3 separate regions of the Homo sapiens genome follow, and all the other regions are linked to region 1. The links are chromatin loops, found by intact Hi-C in ENCODE. Cell type or tissue: tibial artery. All regions are shown on one strand.

Region 1 (8,000 bases):
AATGCTAACAATAATTGATGGGATAATAGATGACTTCTTTGTCCATCTGCAATTTAATTTTTTCTACGACAAATGAGCATTGCTTTAGCGATAAGCAAAAAGCCATTTAAAAAAAATCTGGGAGACTCCTAGCTGTACCCAGTTTGTCCTTACATAGGTGATTTTAGAGTATTCTGACCTGAATCAAAGAGTAATTATAATGATATTTGGGCTTCAGAAATGCAAATATGTAGTGCTCAAAGTCAATAAAGTGTCATATTTGTTGCTACCTTTTAAAGAACTACAAGTGACACATTTAAACTAATATGTACTTTATATGACCATTAAAGTGCAAATTTTAAAAAGTGCTATATAATGTTATAATTGAGGATCAAACTTAGTTTAAGACCCAAAGGGAAATATACTTTTCTGTTGAGAAAAGAATCAATCTGCCTCATCATCATATATATACACACACACAGGTACACACACACACACACACACACACACACACATATACACACACACATTTTAATTTAAAATTAAAAACAATTTTTTATAATAATAGAGACGAGGTCTTGCCATGTTGCCCAGGCTGGTCTCAAACTCCTGTGCTCAAGCAGTCCTCTTGCCTTGGCCTCTCAAAGTGCTGGGATTACAGGCATGAGCCACCGTGCCCAGCCTGGGCCCTTCTCCCTTAAGAGTAGCCAAAGAAATGGTAAAACAGCCTGGATCAGGACATTCCACACAGGATAAAAAATTGTTTTATTGTGTCAGAAGTGGCAAGGATACCCATGATGACTCAGGGAGAGCCATTCCTTGACTTATGACCCAAGGATAATTGGCCTGGTCACTTTAATTTGAAGTAAACAATGATAATTATGTCTAAAGAATTGATCATTGATAGAAAGACAGTGCTGGCAATTTTATTTAAAATCTGATCAATTTCAATAGAGCAACACCCTGACTTTTGTGATAGCAGCTACCAAAAACCTATGGGAAGATGCACAATTTGAAAATCCTCAGGAAGCAAAAATACTATAACCAGAATTAAATGCACAGCATATAATTTTCATGAGGAATGCCTTTCTGTAAAATGAAGGTTGTTTTTTTTTTTTTTTTTTGAGACGGAGTCTCACTCTGTCACTCAGGCTGGAGTGCAGTGGCGCAGTCTCTGTTCACTGCAAGCTCTGCCTCCCAGGTTCACGCCATTCTCCTGCCTCAGCCTCCCGAGTAGCTGGGACTGCAAGCGCCCGCCACCACGCCTGGCTAATTTTTTTGTCTTTTTCTTAGTAGAGACACGGTTTCACCATGTTAGCCAGGATGGTCTTGATCTCCTGACCTCGTGATCCGCCCACCTCGGCCTCCCAAAGTGCTGGAAAATGAAGGTTTTAACAGCAGTTACCACTAGCTCACCCATCTGCCTACCCCCAGGTCTGACTTTCTTCCCCTCCCACAACTGAGCACAAGTTAAAGAATCAGCATTCACACTTGGTCACAGTTGTGAAAGGGTCTTCCAAAGCTTCATCCTCCTCATCTTTAAATAACAACTTTGCTGAGGTGGGCAGATCACCTGAGGTCAGGAGTTCAAGCTTAGCCAACATGATGAAACCCCGTCTCTATTAAAAATACAAAAAATTAGCCAGGCGTGGTGGTGGGCGCCTGTAAGCCCAGCTACTCAGGAGGCTGAGGCAGGAGAATCGCTTGAACCTGGGAGGCGGAGGGTTGCAGTGAGCTGAGATCGCGCCATTGCACTCTAGCCTGGGCAACACGAGTGAAACTCCATCTCAAATAATAATAATAATAATAATAATAATAATAATAATAATAATAAAACTTTGTGGGGGTGCTTGTAAGGATTTAATAAATCCACAGGTAAAAAGAACCCAACCCAGTGCCTGGCACACAGTAGACACTAAATAAACAGTAGTTCTTCATGATCAGTGCTTCTCAATCTTAATAAACTCATATTCTCTTTGGTAAACATGTATCTGACCCTCTTCCCCACTCCTGGAGACTTATATTTAGGGGGAACTCCCTACCAAGCCCTTGCTGAAAAATCTGCAGCAGGTTACTTTCTCCTAAACCATATCCTGGGAAAATCTTGATTGGTTATTATGTAACATTTAGATTCCAAGGTCACCTTGTTTGGGAAATGTTGGGCTAAGGTGGTTTTTTTTGCTGAAGAACTTCCAAAATCCTATAATATGTTGAGTTACACTATAAACCTCTGAAGTAAATACAATATGCAGTGCTTCTCAAACTTCTTTGTGCTTGCAGCACTTTTGGGGCGAGTATCAGACTTTGTCTCAAGGAACACTCTTGGAAAACTCTAGTTAGCGGTCCCACACCTGGTTGTACATTGCCTTCTGGGGTTACTATCTGAGCAAATGCATTGTTTAGAAATGCTTCCTGGGTAATTCCCACACATCCAGTCCATAGATGAGCATTTAAAGGCAACTGTCCTAGATTCCAGGATGCTTCCAGATGGCAAATCCTACATCGGCTCTATAGGATTTAATTTAGGGGGAGAAAGCTAAGAACATTTTTTTTTTTAAAAAACCTATTCAGCTTGTGCCAGGCATACCAATTGATAAGTTTGAATAAGATATTCATTACCATCTCAATGTAAATGTTGAAAGTAAGTGGCAATATTAAACTCTGTTTTACTTCTTAATTGGAAGCTTATGAAGATGACAGATTATGTAAGTCTGATCCATATTATTCTACTTACTTCAAATAGACATGATGAATTCAAATTAAAGCAAAACAGCTCACAACTCTCTTCACAAATGATGAAACATTTCACCTTAGCTGTTCTATAGCAGCAATTTGGCCCTCACTACTCCAATAATTACATGTAATAAATTGTGAAGGAATGAGCAAAGCAAGTCATTTGTGTGAATGTCTGGGGTTCTTTCAGAAAGGAATAAAACTTTTAAAGAAATGTCAAGATCAAGGCAATGCCATTACTCTATTAAATTATTATAATTTAATATATTATGCAGTTACTTTATGAGGAAAATGCTTCCTTTTGGCTTTGTACACAATCCTGGGAAATGAAACTGCTGGCATTTATTAACAGAAAGCTTTCTGAGTTTTGTCATTAAATATGATAGAAACAGCACTATTTCAAAGGTACTGGACTGGTTCTGTTATTCTCTCTGAAGATGAATTTGGTCTAAAATCTCACTGCTTCTGGGGAAGTGTATCCTTCATTAAGGAGCGCACAATCTTGTCAGCAAACAGACTTTACATCAAGGGTGCAGTCTGCATCTAAATGGAAATAACTATTTGATGACCTTGTATGTCAATGTGCATTTGCTTGTTGGAACGCCAGAGGTGGTGATAGGGGAAGGGGCCTGTTGTGGCAACGGGAAAAAGAGGAACAACGTGGAGCATACATTTAAAAATTAAGTCGGAAATGGGGTGGGGAGAAAGGTGTGAGGTTCATGTATTTATAGGAAGTCCAGGACATTGCCTTCTTTTCAAAGCAAGGCTGGGTAACTGCCTTCATGCAAGTAGAGCTAGAGATTATTTCTAAAGAATCCATTAATGACCAGGCAGATTCAGAGCCTAGAACATAAGAGGCTCTAGACCATAGGGGCTAAGATAGCCGGTTAGCATACTGGAGCAGGTATTAAACTAATGGAGGGTCATGTACACTCAGGGAAAGGTGCTGGATTTTTCATGTAACAGTTCCAGCACAGTTGGATCACCCAGGCTGAGCCATGAGAAGCACCTGGCTTTGTCCCTTCATTTCACACTTGACACTTTAGCTCAGGTTAGGGATGAAGAGGAAAGGTCTGCAGGGCTGGACGCCCATTCAGCACATCACACTCTCAGCCTCCAACCACAAGCAGCAAAATTTACCTTGCTGCATGGTTACCTGTTGAATATGTTTTTGCCAATATCTTCTAACTTTGTCTAATTTGTGTGATCAGATGAATAAAGTTATTTGCATAGATATATACCAAGTTTAATGTTAAAATAAAATACAAAAGATTAATCTTATGCTTAATGTTACTCATCTCCAATAAGGTGGTGTTTAGCAACCAGGCATGGATGCTAAGAAGTTAGTGTGTAAAACAAAAATTAACATTACTTTGACACATCCAAACGAAGTGTTTAGACTTTGTCTTGTTTTGGGTATTCCCTAACGTCTATAATCAGCCCCAATGTTGATAGCTTACTGAAAACACAAACAACAGTAACAAGACCACAGCTACATTTGTATAGGGCTCCTCTGATGGGTTCTGCAAGTTACCTCTTCAAGTGTGCGTTTGGGGACCAAAGAAAAATCACAACAGGCCTTCCCCTTCCTCTTTCCTTAACATTTGACTATTAAGAAAATGACAGCTGGATTCTTTGGCTGTGTCACTAATTTTGGTTTGGGCAGATCATAAACCTTTGTAAGTTTCAGTTTCTATAGAGCAAGGGAGAACTAGATTATCTTTAACGATTTCTTTCGGGCTTTTATATTTGATAATTCTATGATTTTCCATACGTGAGAAACCACTAACACCAAAGGCATTTGGAGTGGGGGAAGAAGCTTAGAAAGCATAGAACATGCACATTTTAAGCAAGGGTGTGTGTGTTGGGAAGGGGTAGGAGGGGCAAAGAGGGAGGAAAAGGTAGCAGCAGCCTGACAGGGCGGCCTTTCCCCAGTGGCCTGAACTGCACATCCCTTCTCTCACCACCTGGTGGAGCTAGCGCTCTGCCGTGCAGCCATGGATCAACCCCCCCCTTGTGTTTCAAGGGGTTGTAAAATCAATTTATGGGTGGCAACCAGAATTTTAAAAAAGAGGAGGAGGAAGAAATAGAGCCTAACACAAAATACCACAGTGCATCACACATAATGCAGGTGTTTTTCAAAATTTAACTTCCCTGTTATATATAGCATATATGCATGCGTATATCAGGGCATAATGTACAGTCTTTTTCTTTGGTTCATGATAAAAATGGTTTGAAAAACACCACCTTGCTCATTCTCCCTCAACAGGATGGTAGCTCTGGGAAGGTCTAGGTCTTTATCCATCTCTTTCCCTCGATCTCCTTCTCCTCATCCCCTCCCCTTTCCCTAGGGCCTCTTTCCGCAGATGGATCTACCTACCTACCTACCTGCCTGACTACCTACCCTACCTACCTATCCACCCTCCCACCGTCATTGCCTCCCTCTGGCTCTCCTGCTTCTCTCCTTCTCTATCTCTTCCTTTCTCCTTATTATCTGTCCACTTCATGGTTTTCTCACTTATCCTCTATCCACCTAGCTCTCTCTCCTCCTTTCCTTTTGTCTCTCCCTACATTTCTGAATTGCACTATCTCTGCCCACCACCTCTCCTTTCTTTTCCTCGTCTTACAGACATGGATGTGAGAAGACCCAGCCTACCTGGGAGTGCGACAATGAGACCTCTCTCTGCTTCCCATGACCCAGGATGGAGCCCCACTCCCAAACCCCCTATTGCCTCTCTCAACCTCCCTGCTAGACTTCACCACTTTTCTCCCTTGCAGGGCCTTTGTTCAAACTTTATTCCATCATCAAGGAAGCCATCCCTGCCTGTAAAAATCCCACCCCTTATTTAAATTATATCTCAAATGCCCCCTTCTCCATGAGGCCTTTCCTACTCTCCAACTGAGGCTATTTTCTTTGTGCTCCACTTGTGCCCACCTCCACCCTTATTGCAGACAGATATGTCATTCTCAGAACCCAGAGGGCAGAGGCTGGGTTCAATCACAGGGTACCAGCTTCATCTCCAATCTAGCCACCTTTGGCCCAAGGGAGGAACTCTGGGAAGTTGACTGAAATGTGGCTGTGGTTCAGTCGCTCATTGGGGTGCCCTTCCCTAAATTCCCCAGCCTCGATTTTACCCCTGCTGCTCACCCCTCACTGCTCCTGGCTGACCCTGGCCTGGTCAGTGCTCCCAGTTCAACCTCACACATCTCTGGTCCTGCTCCTTCGGAGCAGGGAACACCAGGTTGGGAGGGCAGTGGCTGGTGGCCAAGGCCAAATCTAATAGCTTCCAGCCAAGCCTGGAGGGAGGGAGTGTGCAGAAGGGGCATCTAACCTTGGTGGTTGGTCCCTAATTTGAAAATCTAGACCTTGCTGAAAACTGATTTATTTCAGGTAATTGTTGTAGGGGTGTGGCACAAGAATGACATAGCTCTGGGAGAAATGGGTAGAAATATTCATCAAATTCTAAGATCCACATGGAAGCTGTTTCACTATGAATTAAACCAGCCAGATGTGGCAGCCACCATTGGTGGTCTAGGGAGTGAGAGAAGGGGAGAGAGTGCTGAAGTGGGAGACCAAGCCCTGGAATCTAAATCCTCACTTTTAAGGAAAGGGGAGGGGCGCACACTGGGCAAGTAACGACTCCTCTGGGATTGTCTCCTTGTCTGTACATGGAGAGGGTTGTACTTGATGGTTGAGAGGACCCTCTGAGCGCTGGGAGTAGAGATTTTATGAAAATGTTATTGCTCAGACTCACATATGACCCTATCTCCAAAAAACCAAAAAGGAAGAAGTTCAGATTTAACAGAAGGTGATGAGCATTTTAAACAAAAAGCTGTCCACAGCAAAGTTGCAAATCTAATAACAGCAAGCTGAAAACAAATTATTTTCTTGAATTACAAGTTGTATGCTAGGCAAAATGGGAAGACTGCATTAACAAAATCATTACTGTCTAGGGATCTACTAATGGAATATATTCTCCTGTCTGAGTGCTCCAGGAATGCTTATAAAATGCAATCAAAATAGGTCTAAGTCTTGTGTAGATAAGTAAATTTCATGATTATATAGTTATTTCTGTAGGAAAGAGAAGTAGTGCAAAATGGGGAGAGTGGAGGGCAAAACGAAGTATCATTCCACTTCAGTCTCCGGTTTGTGTTAAAGCCAATGTTTGCAGGTATTAAATTCTACATATTAAACTGTTCTTTAAAGAAGTTTTGGTGCTGGGGAATTTCCCCATTCAATACCTATAAAGACAAAGGTCCTTGAGACAGACAGATCACAGACACACACACACACACACACACACACACACACACACACACACAGAGCAAGAGAGAGAACTAATCCTGGTTGCAATTTTTCAAAGTGACACCATTTAGACAGATCAATACTATCTAGTTAAGATATGTATTCACCACATAACCCTTGGTCTAGGTGCTAATTTTCTAGTGACTTAGCTAATTAAGTTAGCAAGGTCGTGTCAATCTCAATCCCTTTCTCTCTCAATCTCTCAATCTCCCAATATTCCTTCCTCCTGCTCTCCCTCCCATAGGCTCTCTCTGGATTACAGGCAGATAACCTGAGCTATGCACTAGAAATGAGAGGAGCATGTTTCCGTTAGACAATGCTTAATTGCAACTTTGGAATAATACAAACAATTGGGGTTAAAAAGCATCCTTTGATTTTTTTTCATATTCAGAAGTGACAATTTCGGACAAGTATTTCTGAAGAATAAATAAGTATTAGGACAACTGCATGGTCCAGCCAGTAAGAAGCTTCCAAGAAACTCCTTCATGTAGAAATTAAGTTATTTTGCTCTTCCAGATGGTTCTTGTAGTGATGGGGAAAAAATCATACCTAATGGTTTTCTCTGTCTTGAGACTTTTACAAACAAAAGATTAAATTATGACTTGAATGGTATTAGCCATAAGTCTGCAAATAGTAATTTTATCTTCAGTTTGTTCATCCATGCATTCACCTACCAAACAAATATTTACTCAATGTTTACTTATGTGCCAGGTACCTGATTATGCAGTGAAAGATGTTCTCCCCTCTAAGCTGTCCCTTAGAGTTTACAATTCCTGCATTTTCTAAGTTGGCTAACTGCCATTCTATCTCTTATTTACTAGAGATTTTAGAGGTGTTATGTTTTCTTCATTAATCAAAATTTGTAGGACACAAGCAGAAAGCATACATTATGAGTACAGTAAAGACAGCCCACAGATCCTGTAGGAAATTAATATGAAGCTTGATTTTCTTAGATATTTCCTTAAATTGCAGATAATTAAAC
Region 2 (8,000 bases), 390 kb after region 1:
ACACTGATGTGCAGCTCATGTGCTTTTCCTGAGCAAGTGGCAACAGGCAGTGAGGAGGCTGCTGAGGATACCCCTCCGTGCTGGATCTGACTGTAGCAGCAACAGGGATTCAGAGGAAGTGGTCATACTGAAGCTTGGGGCAAAGTTGGGAATTCGGAAGGCAGAGGCCAAGGCCCAGCCACCATGACCTGTCACAGGGAGGGGCTGCACAACACCTGTGCACTAAAGACGTGGGGTTGGATTACCATTTACAAACTGGAAGGAAAGAAAGCAGAACCAATGCCTTAACCCCCTTTCAGGCCTACTCCCTCGGGGCCAAGTTGGCAATCAACCAAACTATTCTTCCTCACAGCCTGTAGCTCCAACAACCACACACAGTGGCGGAGCACCAGCAGAGGTCGGCCATTTCTGGGTATTGATCTTTAAACCATTTTCCTTTCTCCTTCTCCCCATTTAGGGATGGGAATCTACTGTGGAAAATGTGATTTGGTCATCCACAGTTAAACTGTTGTTTGAGTCCCAAGTCCCTTCTCGCTAGGAGGTCAGGGACAACCTCCCTGCAGCCTGTTCACATAGGATGAGACATAACAAAACCATCCACTGAGGCAAGGAATCTCATCGTCTGCCTGACAAAGACAGAGTCAACAATTAGGATATGCCAGAAGTTCTGTCAGTCTTAACAAGACAATTTCCAAGTTGATTGTTACCACAAGGCCCATGCACGTCTAACAGCATGCCAGGATTCTCACTGGGAATCAGTGCTACACACACAGGCATAGTAATTGTTTTGTCACCACTAAGGCTCCGCAGCCAACTCCCTTCAAATGCCAATTCTAACAGTTGTGTAAGATCGGGCAAATTACTAAACTTCTTTGTGCCTCCGTTTTCTGTAAAATGGGGATGATAATAGTATTTAAATAACTTCATAAATGTAAGGGGCTTAGAATAATATCTGGCACACAGAAAGCATTATATATGTGTTTATGATTATCATTATGTTGTCAGCCTTCACGTTTCCATGCTAAGCTATCTCTTCCCTTTGGATCCCTGCATATGCTCTTCCTAGGCTTGGAACACTGTTTCCCATCCTGCCTTCATCTAGCTATCTGTGTTAATTCTTCAGGTCTCCAGGAAGCCTTCCTGGCCAACTCAGCTGGACCAGCCATCCCTGCATCTGCACCCACCACATCTTGTACTTTTTCAACACCATATTAATGTCCCCATATTATCATCTGTCTTCCCACCCAGGTCCTGTTCATTGGTGTATCCCTAGCGCCTGGCACACAGAAGTCACTCAATAAATATGTGCTGAATAAATGAAAGGGGAATAGATGAAGGGCAGCTTTCATTCACTCAACAAGCATTTACTAAGTGCCTACAAGATGTCACACCCTAGACTATACCTGGAAATACATGAAGGAACAGAACACCAAGGCTGCTCTCCAAGAGCTCACAGAGTTTCTCCCTTCTAGCAGTAACTCAAGAAAAAAGTGGAGGTGGGTGTAACCCTGCCCAAGGCAGGAGGTCAACCAAGTACCAGAAGGAAGGGGTGCTCTCAGAGAGGAATACAGGTTTACCTAGGATAGGTCTGTTTAACTGGAAACAAGCAGCAGAAGCTTTGATTCTGTTTATCATGCCTGCATGTGAAGAATTAATGTAGCTTTGCACTGATGAAAAATAAAAGGTGGACTCTTCTTTATAAGGGTGGTTTATTTACCCAAGCATCAGTCTAACTCTTTCAAGAGAAACACTGGTTAGTTCATTGCGTTCATGTTGTCTGCATACTATTTTTACCACACTGTAAACTCCTCTGAACCGAAGTCATTGTTTGTCATGATCATATAGTTTATATCCCACCCCACTGCTGCCTTCCATAAGCACCGAGCACCTAACATAGTGCCCAGAGTAAAGGGACACTGCAGATTGCAAAAGGGGCACAATTCACTCATTTGGTATCACTTCCCTTCTGCATTCCTCACTATGTTTTTTAGGTTTGTTAGAGGAGTATTTGTTGTTTCTTCTAATTTTCTGAAGCAGAACTGGCACCACCACCACCTCACCCCCCAAATAAAGCCAGCTGTGGGATTCTGGAGAAGAATTACTTGGTTGTAGCTTTGCCAGAGCCTTCCATAGCTCAGGCCCATTGAAGGAAAAAATAGGAAACAGAATTTCTACTTACAGTAAGAAAAAGTTGGAGCAACTTTTCCCTTGGAGATTACATCAAAGATACTTGAGGTTATGTTTTCCATACTAGTTGCCCTAAAAATGAGGAAACACAAGAACTTTTCCTCAATGAAGAATCTAAGCCTGGCTACCTACAGAAGGGCAATGGTGCTGCCAAACCCCAGCCCGGGAAGCCATGCAGCCTGATGCAATTGCAGCTGGGCATCCAGGGACAGCTACACTGCCTCCATGCTCCACCACCTACCCAGAACCCCTGGACCACAGTCTCATCTTCACTACCATTTTGAGGGTCATCTGTGGCATGTCTTATAACAAATTTCTAAGCTAGATAAAAGTAAGTTAGAAATTAACCTGCTTATCATTTCTATTCTTTTTATGATGATGCAAAGTAAGCCAGTAAGGCTGTGACTCAGGGAAAGTCCTTTAACCATGTTTACAGAGACAACTTTGTGAGGATGACTACATGTCAATGCACACATACATGCACTAAGCCTGTGGATGTCTGTGTGAGTATACCGCTGTTTTTTGTTTGTTTGTTTTTGAAGTTGTTTTTTGTTTGCTTGTTTTTTCTGAGACAGGGCCTCATTCTGTCACCCAGGCTGGAGTGCAGTGGCTTGATCTTGGCTCACTTTCAGGCTCAAGGGATCCTCCCACCTCGGCCTCCTGAGTAGCTGGACTACAGGTGTGTGCCACCACATCCAGCTAATTTTTGTATTTTTAGTAGAAACAACATCTCCCTATGTTGCCCAGCCTGGTCTTGAACTCCTAGGTTCAAGCGATCTGCCTGTTTCAGCCTCCCAAAGAGCTGGGATTACAGGCGTGAGCCACTGTGCCCGGCCCCTTTACCTCTTTTATGTTTTGATAGGGTGGGACAAATTAGCCTGAATAACATTAGAAATATAACCCATGAGCTTTTCACTAAAGCAGCTATGTCTCAGCCATCAGACAGTTTCCCTGGGAGACCAACTAGACTGAGAACATATAGGTAAGACAGGCAACTGGGAGTGGACAGCTTATTTTTTCTTGATATCTTTGAGACTGAATACACTCTTGCATGGAGGTACATAAACACATTGCTCATTAAAGTGTTACCAGGATCTATTTTAAATAACAGATGCCCAGGAGCAACGTGTGCCGTTCTCATTTCCCTCCATGACAGTCCCGCTACAGTAGACAGGAGAATGTCATAGAAGGTGAGTCTGGATTTCTGCTAAGCCTTTTACAAATGTCCTCCATGAAACTCTTGTATATGAGATGGTAAAAAATGAATGGGATGAGCGTATAGTTGGGTAGAATTGCTGTAGATAAACTGCATGGACCAAAGTGTTTGTTAGGAGCATACAGTGAGCTTTAGGTGGAATGCAGGTCTCTGGTAATGGCCACAGAGCTCCTCCCTTAATTGTTGTGTTTGACTTTTAAAACAATCGTTTCCTTAGATCAGGAGATCAAAGATATGCTTATACTATGGGCAAAACTGGTATAGTGGGCTTAATATTATAATAGATGATCAAAATCAAGACATAAAATTATCTGGGCAGATTCGAACACTAGGTCAAAATTAACAAGGGCAAATTTCATGTCTGAGATCTACATTTTAAAATAAACATATATGTATCACTCACCCAGTCTTTTGTATCTACCCTAGAGAAGCACTTGTACATGTGTACAAGGAGACGCTGTTTATGATGATTTTAAACACCAGAAATAATCGAAGAATTGCTAAGAAAACTATGGAATATCCACACTGTGAAATACACTATGCAGAAGATTTCCAGGACATGCTGCATGCAGAAAACTTGCAAAATGATATGTTAACCTCAAACACACATACACAATTTACACATTTCTGATGATATCTATCTATCTATCTATGTAAATGCACAGAAAGATCTGGAAGGACCCCTAATAACTAATACCAGGATCTACCTCCAAAGAGAAACTGAGTTGGTATGGAGTTCAAAAAGGCTTTGGCTTTACGAGTAACCTCTGAAATTTAGAATGTATTTGTGTTAAACTTGTGTCATTAAGCTTTCTTTCTAAAGTACAGCCTTGCTTTTAGCTTTTTAAAAAAAAGTTTTACAGTGTGGGAAAGGATACAAATTCTTGGGCTTTCAGTTACCACAAACCTAAGAGGAGTCAGCATTGTGGAAAGGCTACAGAAAGCTAACTCATACTATACAGAAGGTGTTAGAAGTTTCGTGTTCAGACAGCCTGCAAGTACTAGAGTTCACTAACCTGATCTTGTCTGGAACAATGGGTTGGATCCAATTCTGGCAGCAGGAACACTGGCAACATAGAATGCAACTAGAGGAAAGAAATGCTATGGGGATTCTGAGAAGCATGACATCAGAATAATAAATATGGAACTATGACTGTTTAACCTGAAGACAAAAAGATTATGGGGAAACAAACACGTTCCTGCAAATATTTGAAAGCTTATTATATAGATGAATCACTAAACTTGTGAGTTTTTTCCAGAGGTAAACATGAAGACAAATAAATACAAGTGACTTTTCTATTTAAAAATAAATAAAAAGAAAAAACATTCTAACTAACAAGAATGAAAGACAAAATAGCCTGTCAGGCCAGATCATGAGCTCTCTGTCATTGGAGGCATTCAACTAAAATACTTATATAAAAAGACGTTGGGTTTTATTAGAAGAAAAACTATGTAATCTTTAATATCTCCAACAACTCTATGTTCTATGATTCCATATTTTGACTGCAGAATCAATTTTCAATCAATGTAGTCTCATCAATTCCAAATCCCACAGGTGGTATACTCTACCACCAGGTGGCAGTAGATGTCTTGGGCTCTGGGTCCTAAATGTTAGGTGTGGTTAAAAAGCAGCACAGTTTAATACCTTTAAAAATAAAATAATAAAATAAGAGAACAGAGTACAAGCATTAAGCCAAAAAAGTAATCCCTTTTAAAGAAACATGTAAGTATCATTCATAATCTTTCTGATTATCCATCACAATGATTCTTAATCCATTTGTCTTCCTCTTGTACATTTCTTTTGTACAGGGTCTACGGAGACCCCTTATCTTCTGTGGCCTCCTCTCTCTGGTATCAAGTTTCCTGACTTGTATACAGTTCCTCATCCCCACGTCTGTCCTTGATGCAAAAATCCCCTCTGCTTCCTCTGCAGCTGCAGATCATGTTTGCTACTACAGTCTCTCTTCCCGACCCAAGAAGAACTATCTGTAGGGTCAGAAAAACACCCCAGCCTCTTCCTGCTTCTAGCCTTCCTGCTCTGTATCCACACAGCTGAAGCCACAAAACAAGCAAGCAACAAACAAAAACAGAATAGGCCCCACCCTGACAGCATGAAAGTATATGATTATCTTTTCCCAGATAGAAGAGAATAATCTTCCACCCAGCTCTTAAAAGAGAAAACTTTCTGTCTCCAGCCACAGCTGTTGGCTTGGTAAAAGTTGAATACAATCAACAACCCTTGTCCCAGTCCCTAGAAACCTTCAAATGTTAACAACTGCCTTGGTTGAGAGTGAGAGATCACTTCAGAAAACCTAGTACTAAGGAAGTATTTCTGTAAGTGCTTGCGAGTAAATGCAAATAAAACAAGATTTTTTAAACTGAGACTTAAAGCAATTTTACTATGTACCTGAGTCAAGGTTCTACTCATCTTTCTAGTCTCAGGTGGAAGACCTCTTCTTCCAGCAAGCCCTCGAGATGTTAGGACTATGTTTGTTGTCTCTGCTATGTGCTCCCATATCCTCCTCAGTGTCTCCCGTCACAGCCCTGTACCTCCCCAGCCACAGCCCTGTACCTGCCCTGTCACCATCCTTACCACATGCATTATGGCCACTCTACCAGCCTGTTTCCCCATTACACGACAGGGCCTAGACTGTACCTGATGCATTTACCACTGAGCCCCTAAACACAGTAGGACCCAATAAATATCCATGAGGCTATTATAAATACATTATCAATTAACTAATTCATATGGAACCCAAGTCTAGGCAGCTGTTTCACTGAGGTAAATATCCATTCCACAAACACTTTGTGTCTCTTATGCTAGTATAGTACAGAATGAGTCAGACCCAGGTCCTGCCCTCAAACAACATACAGTTGAGTAAGGAAGTCAAGACAAGTACACAAATACCTACAGCACAAAATATATAAAGGAGCACCACAAAAAGATGAATATTAGAGGATGGAAAAACAGGAGCAAAGGCACAGAGATCACCAAGTAGTTCAAGTCACTGGAGCTAAGCCTATGGGACAGGTAATACCGGGGCCAGAGCGTAGAGGTCCTTGAATAATACCTTTGAGTAGTCGGTATATGCCAGGCTAACTGCTTTACATTCATGATCTCATTTATTCGTTGAAACAATTCTATGTAAAACCCCCTATCACAAAGAAGCAAACGGGTCCACAGAAGTCAAGAAAACTGCCCATGATGTCACAGTTGATAAGTGGCAGAGCTGGGATGCACACCCAGGCCAGCCTTATGACCATGGCAGCAATGCTGTGGTGCTCTGGAGCCTGGGATGCCAAGTTAAGGAGTTGCTACTTTATCCAATGGGAGCTACTTTGAGCAGGAGCATGCCAAGGTTCAAAGACTGTGCTTGGGAAGACGTATCAGACGGTAATGGGGAGAATAGATTGGGAGTCAGGTTTGAAGCCTATTGCAATAGTACCAATGTTGTATCATTAAACTTCTGAACTGGAGAGTGGCGGTAGAACTGGCAAGGGGATTCAGAGCTGAGAAGTTCCAGAGGAAGAGCGGGGACAATTAAGGATGATCCCAAGCTATGCACCTGAATGACTGGAAGGATGCGGATTTGGAAGTGGCCCTGCATATGTGCATGCCATGGGAAAGAGTAGGAATGAATGAGTGGCCCTGCATATGTGCATGGCATGGGAAAGAGTAGGAATGAAGAGTAGGAATGAATGGCCTTAAGTCCTCAGGAGCCCCAAACCAGGGGGCAGCCTAAATCCTCTCCACTCTTTTCCTCTCCCTAAGCATTGCTGCTACCTGCAAAAGCTTCCTGACTTCCCTGAGCCTTCCCACCCATCTGGGGCATCTGAGCTCAGCAACTCACAAAAGCAGAGGGATAATAATGCGACATGAGACATCACACAACCATGTCCACCCAGGTCTACTCTCCTCTGGCCAGCCTGACCCAGCGCAGACAATGTCTGGTCCCAAACCAGCACCAAGAAGTGGAATAGCAGCAGACAGGAGTTAGAGGCCACAGGTAGTGATTCTGACTCCTTCACTGACTCCCTGTAACCTTGGACCAGAAGCTTAACTTCTCTGGATCTGTTTCCTAATCTGTAAACCGAGGAGTTTGAACCAGAATCAGAAGCTGCAAACTAGGGGCACACAGGACAAACTCATCTTGTGAATGGACTCTGACCAACACAATGTCTTTTAATTAGCTTCAACATTTAAAAACTGGGCCACTTCACAAAGAAAGTGCATATTTGCCGCTGTTCTTGAAGCAGGAAGGTCTGGCAACATGGAGCCCACATTCCTACATGGCATCAATCAGCTGGGGCTGAGTGGCTGCTGGGACACCACCCTCCAGTTTGCCACAGTCCCCACCACCCCTACTGTCCCTGATTGCTGCCACTCATCATCTATACATGGGTCATTATGATCTTTTATGCTAATGGTCTGGCCCCTGTAGGGAACTGAGTTCACAACCTCTAGAGAAAATGATCTAAAATATCATCATTGCAAGACTCAGGAGTTGGGGACATTAAACAGAAGCACAGAGGAGTTGGGAGTGATTTTCCCTCAATGGAAGATGCGGGCTCCTCCGAGGAGCAAGGGCTTGCTACA
Region 3 (8,000 bases), 120 kb after region 1:
GCTGCTACTGACAGTCAACCTGCCTTCACTGTGGTCAGCATTGGTTTTCCTATGTGGACTAACAATCCCAGGATGCTGGGCCACTCAATCTCCCAGAGTGGTGATGAAGGAATAAGGCAGGATTAATTCCCCAACTACAAGATCCAGCTCTGGAGGCTAATTTCAGGGTAATGGGATGGCTCACAAACCCCAGGTAAAGTGCTCCCTTTGTAGCTCACATCTGCTTTTCTCCTTTTCAGAGCAAACATTCCTCCTAAAAGCATGAGCCTTTTGGAAGTTAGAACTCTGTCTTCTCTTTCAAAAAAAATACAGTCTTATCAGAAAGCAGAGTCAGGGAGATGTGGATTATGCCAGTGGATTACTCATTGGAAGGGCCAGAGGAAAGTTGTAATGGATGTCAATAAGGGTGGCAACATCCCCCACCCTCACTCCCTTTCTCTTTGTCCCACACTTCCCATAAGCAAATGGGCACCTAGAAATGAATTTTATGCCCACTTCCTATACCTCAATAAGGAGGGACAGCATGGAATTAGGATAAGAACATGACTGTGGAATCCAACAGACCTGGGTTTGAATCTCAGCAGAGCCCCTGACAAGCTGGATGACTTGGGCACATGGAAGAACTTTCTAAGCCTCAGTGTTGTCTTCTATAAAACAAGGCAAATACTACCTATCATTCAGGATTGGTATAAGACAAGATATATAATGGAAACATAAGCTCTCAAAAATGTGTCCATTCTTTCTTTAGCGTGAATTTAAATTCATGTGTCTTTGCCGCTGATGGAAAGGCATTGTCCCATGTGAAAGGAATATCAGGCATCAGTGAGAAGGTGGAGGAACAGTTGGGAAAAATGGGACTGGGATGGCCATGGGTCTTGAATGGTTGTAACAAAATGCAAAAACTGCGGCCTATAACCAAAACATGGGCCTATAACCAAGGTTGGCATTGCCTCTGAGGCTATATCAGGCAGAGGGCAAGGAAGATTGAGCTGGGTCAGGGCTATGGGTGGCTTTGGGGACGTCCTTTCTAAGTGAGGAATGCTGAGGCATAGGACAGCCCACAGGCAGAAGCCCCAAAGCTATGGGATGGCCCTATTCCAACAGACCACCCCACGTACTACAACCTCCACTCTCAGCAGTCAGGGGATACCTGTGGCCCTCTCCCATCCTTTGCCCCCTAACAGCCTAGAAAGGAATGACCCAGGACCAGATATTGTGGATCTGTGCTGCATCTTGTCCATCATAAGGTGCATTGGGACCTGTGTCTATTACATTGGCAAAGTCCACCTCATTCTGCAGAAGGTCCTCATTGGCTATGAGGCTTTCTTTTTTTTTTATTGTGGTAAAATATACACAATATAACACTTACAATTATAACCATTTTAAAGTGTATAATTTAGTGGTATTAAGTACATTCACAGTGTTGTGGTGCAAGCATCACCATCATCCATCTCTAGAACTCTTCATCTTGCAAAACTGAAACTCTGTTATCAATTAAACCAGGGGTGTCCAATCTTTTGGCTTCCCTGGGCCACATTGGAAGAAGTCTTGGGCCACACATAAAATATACTAATGATAGCTGATGAGCTAAAAAAAAATTGCAAAAAAAATCATAATGTTTTAAGAAAGTTTACCAATTTGTGTTGGGCCGTATTCAAAGCCATCATGGGCCACATACAGCCCGTGGGCAATGGGCTGGATAAGCTTGCATTAAACAATAGCTCCCCATTCCTCCCTTCCCCCAGCCTCTGACAACCACCATTCTACTTTCCATCTCCATGAATTTCACTACTCTAGGTATAAGTAGAATCATAAAATATTTGTCCTTTTTGTGACTGGCTTATTTCACTTAGTATAATGTCTTCAAGGTTCCTCCATGTTGTAGCGTATGTTAGAATTCCCTCCCTTTTTAAGGCTAAATAATATTCCATTATCTGAATAGAACACATTTTGTTTATCCATGCATCCGTCAATGGACATTGGAGTTGCTTCCACCTTTTGAATATTGTGAAAATGGGTGTATAAATATCTGTTTGACAGCTGGGCACGGTGGCTCACACCTGTAATCCCTGCACTTTGGGAGGCTGAGGTGGGTGGATCACTTGAGGTCAGGAGTTCGAGACCAGCCTGGCCAACGTGGTGAAACCCCATCTCTACTAAAAATACAAAAAATTAGCCGGGTGTGGTGGCAGGTGCCTGTAATCCCAGCTACTCAGTAGGCTAAGGCAGGAGAATCACCTGAACCCAGGAGGCAGAGGTTGCAGTGAGTCACGATCACATCACTGCACTCCAGCCTGGGCAACAGAGCGAGACTGTCTCAAAAAAAAATCTGTTTGAGTCCCTGCTTTCAATTATGTTAGGGAGACAGCCTGAAGTGGAATTGCTGGATCTATGGTACTTCTATTTTTAATTTTTGAGGACCCTCCACATTGTTTTCCACAGTGGCTGCACCATTTTACATTCTCATCAACAGTGCACAAGGGTTCTATATGAGGCTTTCTTTATCCCACAGGTTGGGTCCAATCCACCCATATTCCCTGGGCTCAGGTCGCCACTGACATGGTCTTTCTGCCTCCTATGAGGCCTCTCATTTTTCAGCATATGCTTGCAGCTCCCCTAGAGATGCAGTAATGCTCCATGACTTTCCTGTTCTTGCTTGGTTGTTGACATGCCATCTCTTTTTGCATCCATAGCACATAGTCTGTCTGGGGCTGGGAGCCTCCCTGGGTGAGGCCCAGGGCTCTGTACAATGCCCAAAGTAGGGCCCACATTGAGGGCTGTCTGCCTGGTGGGATCGAAGTCAGCTCTGGCTAAAGCAGTGATATGGCAAAACCTAGCTCTGTCATTCTCACTCCTTCAGCAGCACCCACCTCTCTGTCCCATATGGGCACCCTCCCTGCCTTACTCCTCATTATTTTGTTTTACATGGCAGCTAATCACGCCTGATAAAATAACTGGAGAGCAGTATTTCATCTCGAAAATGAAAATTTTCAGGACCCGTTTGGAAAACTCCCCAATGCAGAAATATAACAGAGTTAGGATAACATTTTTGAGGTGGAGGCTCTGAACAAAAACACTTTAAAACAATTATACTATTAGACAAATGGTCAGGGCCTGTCATACAACATCTTTGTATAAATTCAAAAACAGTGCCCTTTTTGGATCAGGTGTGCAGCTCAGCTAAAAGACTGAACATTATATAAATGGCAGTTTAAATATTGTACAAATCACACGAAGGCAGGTTCTCTGGGCACATTCAACCCTGTGAGCGCATGGCTGGTGAGCAGGTGCCACCTATTTCTCCAGGTCCTGGAAGGTATGTGGCTTTGTAAATAGAGCTGGGACTGATTTTTAGCTCTCACTCACTGGCAGTGACAATCATAAGCAGTAGCCCTGGGGTGATGAGGAATCTAATAATGTCATTCCCTCCTGCCAGCACCACCTCGTGGACAAGGCATTTTTAGATCACACCAGCAGGAAGATCTTTTTCAAAGACCATAAATGTGGGCATCTATTTTACCACTCACCTAGAATCCAAAAGAAGACAAAGGACTCCTTGCATCAGGCAGGAAGGCAGCCCAGCAGCCACAGGTTATCAACCCAGCATGCCTCACCAAACACCAAAGCCACAGCCCTGGTCTCCCTCATCTAGACACACACACACACACACACACACACACACACAGCTTCTCACCTGAGCCACCTCTTCAAAGTCATCATGCCTCCCTCATCTAGACACACACACACACACACACACACACACACACACACACACACACACAGCTTCTCACCTGAGCCACCTCTTCAAAGTCATCATGCCTCTTCTGCAGGGCCCGGGCTCGATGTAGGGACTTCCCAACTCCAGTGTGTTTGCTGAGAAAGGCCTCACCATGGTTTTCAATCCAGTCCAACACCTGGTCAAAGAAGGATAACAGCAACAATGACTTTCTAGCAGAAGGAAAGACATGTGACAACATGTGCAACTGCTAGAGTCCTAACCACCCCTATATCCCATCCCAGTTGTAAAGCAGCAGTTCAGGTGGAAATGGTCAATCTGCTGTGAGTCCATGGGATTTCATTACTGTCATTGGCAATATCATAGTCCCACCTTTACCTAAATTCAACTTATCCTTTTTGATCTCCATATTATCCTTCCATTACTTTTTCCATTTTCTTAGTTCATTATTTTAAACAAGTTACACAGACCATCAGGCACAGTTTAACCCCCTCACCACTTCTACCCAATCACATAAAGATATTGGCAGGAAATTAGGTAGTAGCAGTTTGGGCAGTATCTTGGCCCTCATTACTCATCCGTCACGCTGCCATAAGAACACAAACAGCAATGGTGACCAGTCATGGGGATCCTGCCTCATTGTGCTCCGGGGACTCCCCTTCCTAATCTTGAAAGCAAAGTCCAGGGTAGTCAGTCTCCAGTTGGATGCTCATGATATCTGACCACTAGGACAAGAGCCCCCTCTGGCTTCTTTCCATCTCCCTCCTCCAATCGATACCAACCAACCAACCAAACAAACAAATAAATTAAAGTGTTTGCATCCTAAGTCCTTTAATATCTGAGTCTCTTGGGAAGCAGTGGAGACTTCAGGTTCTTCCAGGCTAAAGATCTAGTGATTTGGCTTCAAGACAGTTTCCTTGATATTTAGAGACACTGGAACAGAGACCCCTGGGCAATAGAGGGGTGAGAGAGAGGGGATGCTAAGAAGGGTGGAAAATAAGTTTTCCTGAGGGGCACTTGAGAGGCAGGATGGAAATCCCTTAGTAAAAGCCTTGACGTGCAGGGAGGATGAAAGCCTTTAATACCCATTTTGCATTCTTGCAGATGGCCTAACAAAAATGTGTGTATCCCAGAGATCATCTTTTGATCTCTGAAGAGTTGGCGCTCAGTAAATCAGGTGACCACAATTAAATCAGAATTACAGTATAGACACACCTGTTATAGATCCTGCTAAAACTCAAGTGAGCCCACTCACTGCCTGCAATATTAACCATTAACTAAACATTTAATTAATGATGTACTAGCCTTTCCAGATTTTGGAAGCACTTACTGGAAAATGGTTTAGATGAACTAGGTCTATTTAAAAGGATGGTTTAACTCATTCCTGTGTCTCAAACGGATTGCCCTGCAGCAAACAGAGGTAAAACCAAATCATTCCATTGACTACAGGTATGGGAGTTCTCTGACATTTGGGATATTTAATATCTGCAGTGTGCAAGGTATGAACATTTTCAAAGTCTTTGGTGACAGGATCACAAAGCCCACATCGTGATTGTGCTAGTTCAGAGAAAGGTATATATGAATATAAAAATGAGGCTTAACAAATATCCACTTAATGAAGACAGGCGGAGTAATTGTCCATCATCATGAAGAAAAAAAGTTTTTTATAAATAAAAAATGAATTCATCTAAACATTATGGAGATTTTAAACACTTTATAATATATTCTGGCAATATACATATTTTAAGTATTCTGGAGGCACAACCCTAAAAAGAAATTGTGGTAGTGCTGGATTTTTACCTTTTGCAAACACTGAAAGGCAGCACTGAAAGGAACTTTACATGTTCATCTCTTAGAAGAGCCTGCGTTTCTCTAGAATTACTTACGGTGAAACTTCAACCAAAAAAAATCAGGAGAGTATATTTTTACTTGGCTTGCCACAATTAGATCTCACAATTCTGTACTGTAAAGGAGTTATGAGCTTCAGCATGCAAGGTCAAAGGTAAATACTTGTAGTCACAAAGTTTCCCATATATTAGGTGCGAAGTATAGTAAAGTTTTAGGATTTTAATGCATAAACTTTCATCAATCCCTTTTGAAAACAAATTGAGGTTTGATGATAATTTTTTGCATATAAAAGAACTACCAGTGGTCGTTTATGAATGTGTTGGAATTTATAACAGATTTTTCAGACTACAATTTTTTAAATTTAGTTTTGAGCACTTAAGTATGGCCTGCTTGTCTGGCAATGTTTTCATGAGTTTTGTTTTATCTCATTTTTTATCTCTAGCTTTAAGAAAATTGGTTATTCTGAAGCAAATTGGTTGAAGAGGAATATTTTTCATCTACTAGTTCACCCACATACAGTGTTTGCACTCCCCAGAAACGATTTCACAACTTCTAAATATTTTTTAAACGCAATTTGTTTCCTTTTTAAGTTACTTTGCTTTCTTTAAAATGTCAATTTATTTTTAGTGACACTTAGTTTTACTTAATTGGCTATGCCTTCATCACTTAAAAACCTATTTCTTTCATATTTGAGAAGCTTTTACTTCACTTTAACATAACTTTGATTGCTCTGTGATGCTCTGGTGCCATCATTTAGTCCAATTTCTACCATTAAAATTGAAGCTGTAGGGAAAATATGTGCAATTTCGACGAAAGTTCAGGAGCTATGCAGAAATCAATTTAACAAATCAAAAAGCAAATAATTTAGGGAGTTAACAAAATTACTTTAGTAATCCAGACTGAAAAAGTATTTGAGGCTAGATAAACATAGTTAATATATGAAGTATTGTTAAAGATTCTAATTTCTGACTATTTTGTTTCAGACAGTTCATTTAGAGCCATCATTGCATGATACACGTGTTTAGACCACATACTGTCTGGACCCTGATTCCATGTCGTCCAACCTCGGGAGTACAATCTGACTTTCCATGCAGATCCTGCGCAGCAGAGAAACATGTTCCTGAGCAGACATCAGCAGTGCCTGACAATTACATTACACGCTATAAATTTATGTGTGGCTTGAGATTCTGGATATTTGTCAGTTTCTAGTGCATTCCATTAAGATGAACAAGGTCCCAGAATCTGAACATCAATGGTTAAAGAATAAATTGACTTTCTAGTCAAATCCTGGACCCTACCTAAGTACAAGCACCCATCAAGGTACTCCTTATAATCTTATTCCTGAATAATTTCTCTTCATCTACAAGGCATATTTAAAATACTCAATTACCAATCATAGTCAGGATATACAGCATGATAGTCATTCATACCTATCGATGGCTCTGAATTGGTATTTGAGCATTTCCAGTTTTGGAGGTTTTATCTTTTTGTTTTTGTCAGGCAGCAGAGAAGCATGTGTGGGTATATAAGTATTCACATATTCGGACATTTATTTAATAGTCTTATTGTGCCACAGTGTCAGGCACTAGAGCAGCTCTGGAGGTGGGGGTGTAGCAGTAAACAAGGCAGGCATGGCCTGATGCTGAGAACTCAGTCTATAGGGGTAACAAGCACTAGACACTAAATCACACAATTCATCATTCATTGCAAAGGTGAAAAGTGTCAACAGCCAAACGCATCTTCTCTGGGGAGTCACGGAAGGTTTCTCAGGAGAAGTGAGGTTTAGCTGAGATCTGAGAGAGAGTAGGATTTAACCAAATTAGGAATTGAAAAGACCAGCATGGCTTGCATAGGGGATAAGTAGGAAATGGACCCTGAAAAGGCAGGAACAAGATTGTGGTGAGCCCTGGTGTGCTGAACGGGAGAATCCATTGTTCATCCTAAGAGCCACTGAAGGGCTGCAAGGAGGATAAAGACACTTTTCATTTTCAGTTATAAATTATTGCTCTGACTGACTAGGTGCAGTGGCTCATGCCTGTAATCCTGTCCCTTTGGGAGGCAGAGGCAGGTGGATTGCTTGAACCTAGGAATTTGAGACAAGCCTCTGTAACATGGCAAAACTCTGTCTCTACAAAAAATACAAAAAAAATTGCCAGGCGTGGTGGTGCACACCTGTAGTCCCAGCTACCCAAGAGGCTGAGGAGGGAGGATCCCCTGAGCCTAGGAGTTCCAGGCTGAAGTGATCTGTGATATCACCATTCCAGCCTGGACAATAGAGTGAGATCTTGTCTCAAATATATGTGTATATATATTGCTCTGACTGCTTTGTGGAGGATAAACTGGAGAAGGCAAGAGTAGAGAAGGGAAAACAGGAGGCAGAAATTCTGACAAGAGGTGATGGTGACCCAGGCGAGGC

The links. Hi-C counts contacts between places; a loop is a spot of excess contacts. Peaks named below come from ENCODE experiments on the same cell type or tissue, not always from the same donor. Only the 100,000 strongest peaks of a DNase experiment are listed, where the experiment ranks them.
Region 2: it touches region 1 in a loop (5-fold over the local background); 9 of 110 quality-filtered maps call a loop at or near these places.
Region 3: it touches region 1 in a loop (4-fold over the local background); 83 of 110 quality-filtered maps call a loop at or near these places.

The regions. Positions count from the first base shown.
Region 1 is chr3:124,465,070-124,473,069 of GRCh38, reverse strand. All of the region lies in intron 25 of KALRN (kalirin RhoGEF kinase), which reads right to left. Among named protein-coding and RNA genes, the nearest start is that of MIR6083, 95 kb to the right of the region's middle. In tibial artery, a CTCF peak has its summit at 4,684; a DNase peak (open chromatin) is centred at 5,825; H3K27ac peaks cover 1,205 bases.
Region 2 is chr3:124,076,512-124,084,511 of GRCh38, reverse strand. The region is part of intron 1 of KALRN (kalirin RhoGEF kinase); the gene reads right to left. Among named protein-coding and RNA genes, the nearest start is that of KALRN, 47 kb to the right of the region's middle. In tibial artery, a CTCF peak has its summit at 4,950 (motif pointing right); no DNase peak of the experiment used is centred here; H3K27ac peaks cover 2,138 bases.
Region 3 is chr3:124,343,057-124,351,056 of GRCh38, reverse strand. It overlaps KALRN (kalirin RhoGEF kinase), which reads right to left. Exons shown (of 60, transcript NM_001388419.1): 10 at 3,792-3,914. Among named protein-coding and RNA genes, the nearest start is that of MIR6083, 27 kb to the left of the region's middle. In tibial artery, no CTCF peak of the experiment used is centred here; no DNase peak of the experiment used is centred here; H3K27ac peaks cover 577 bases.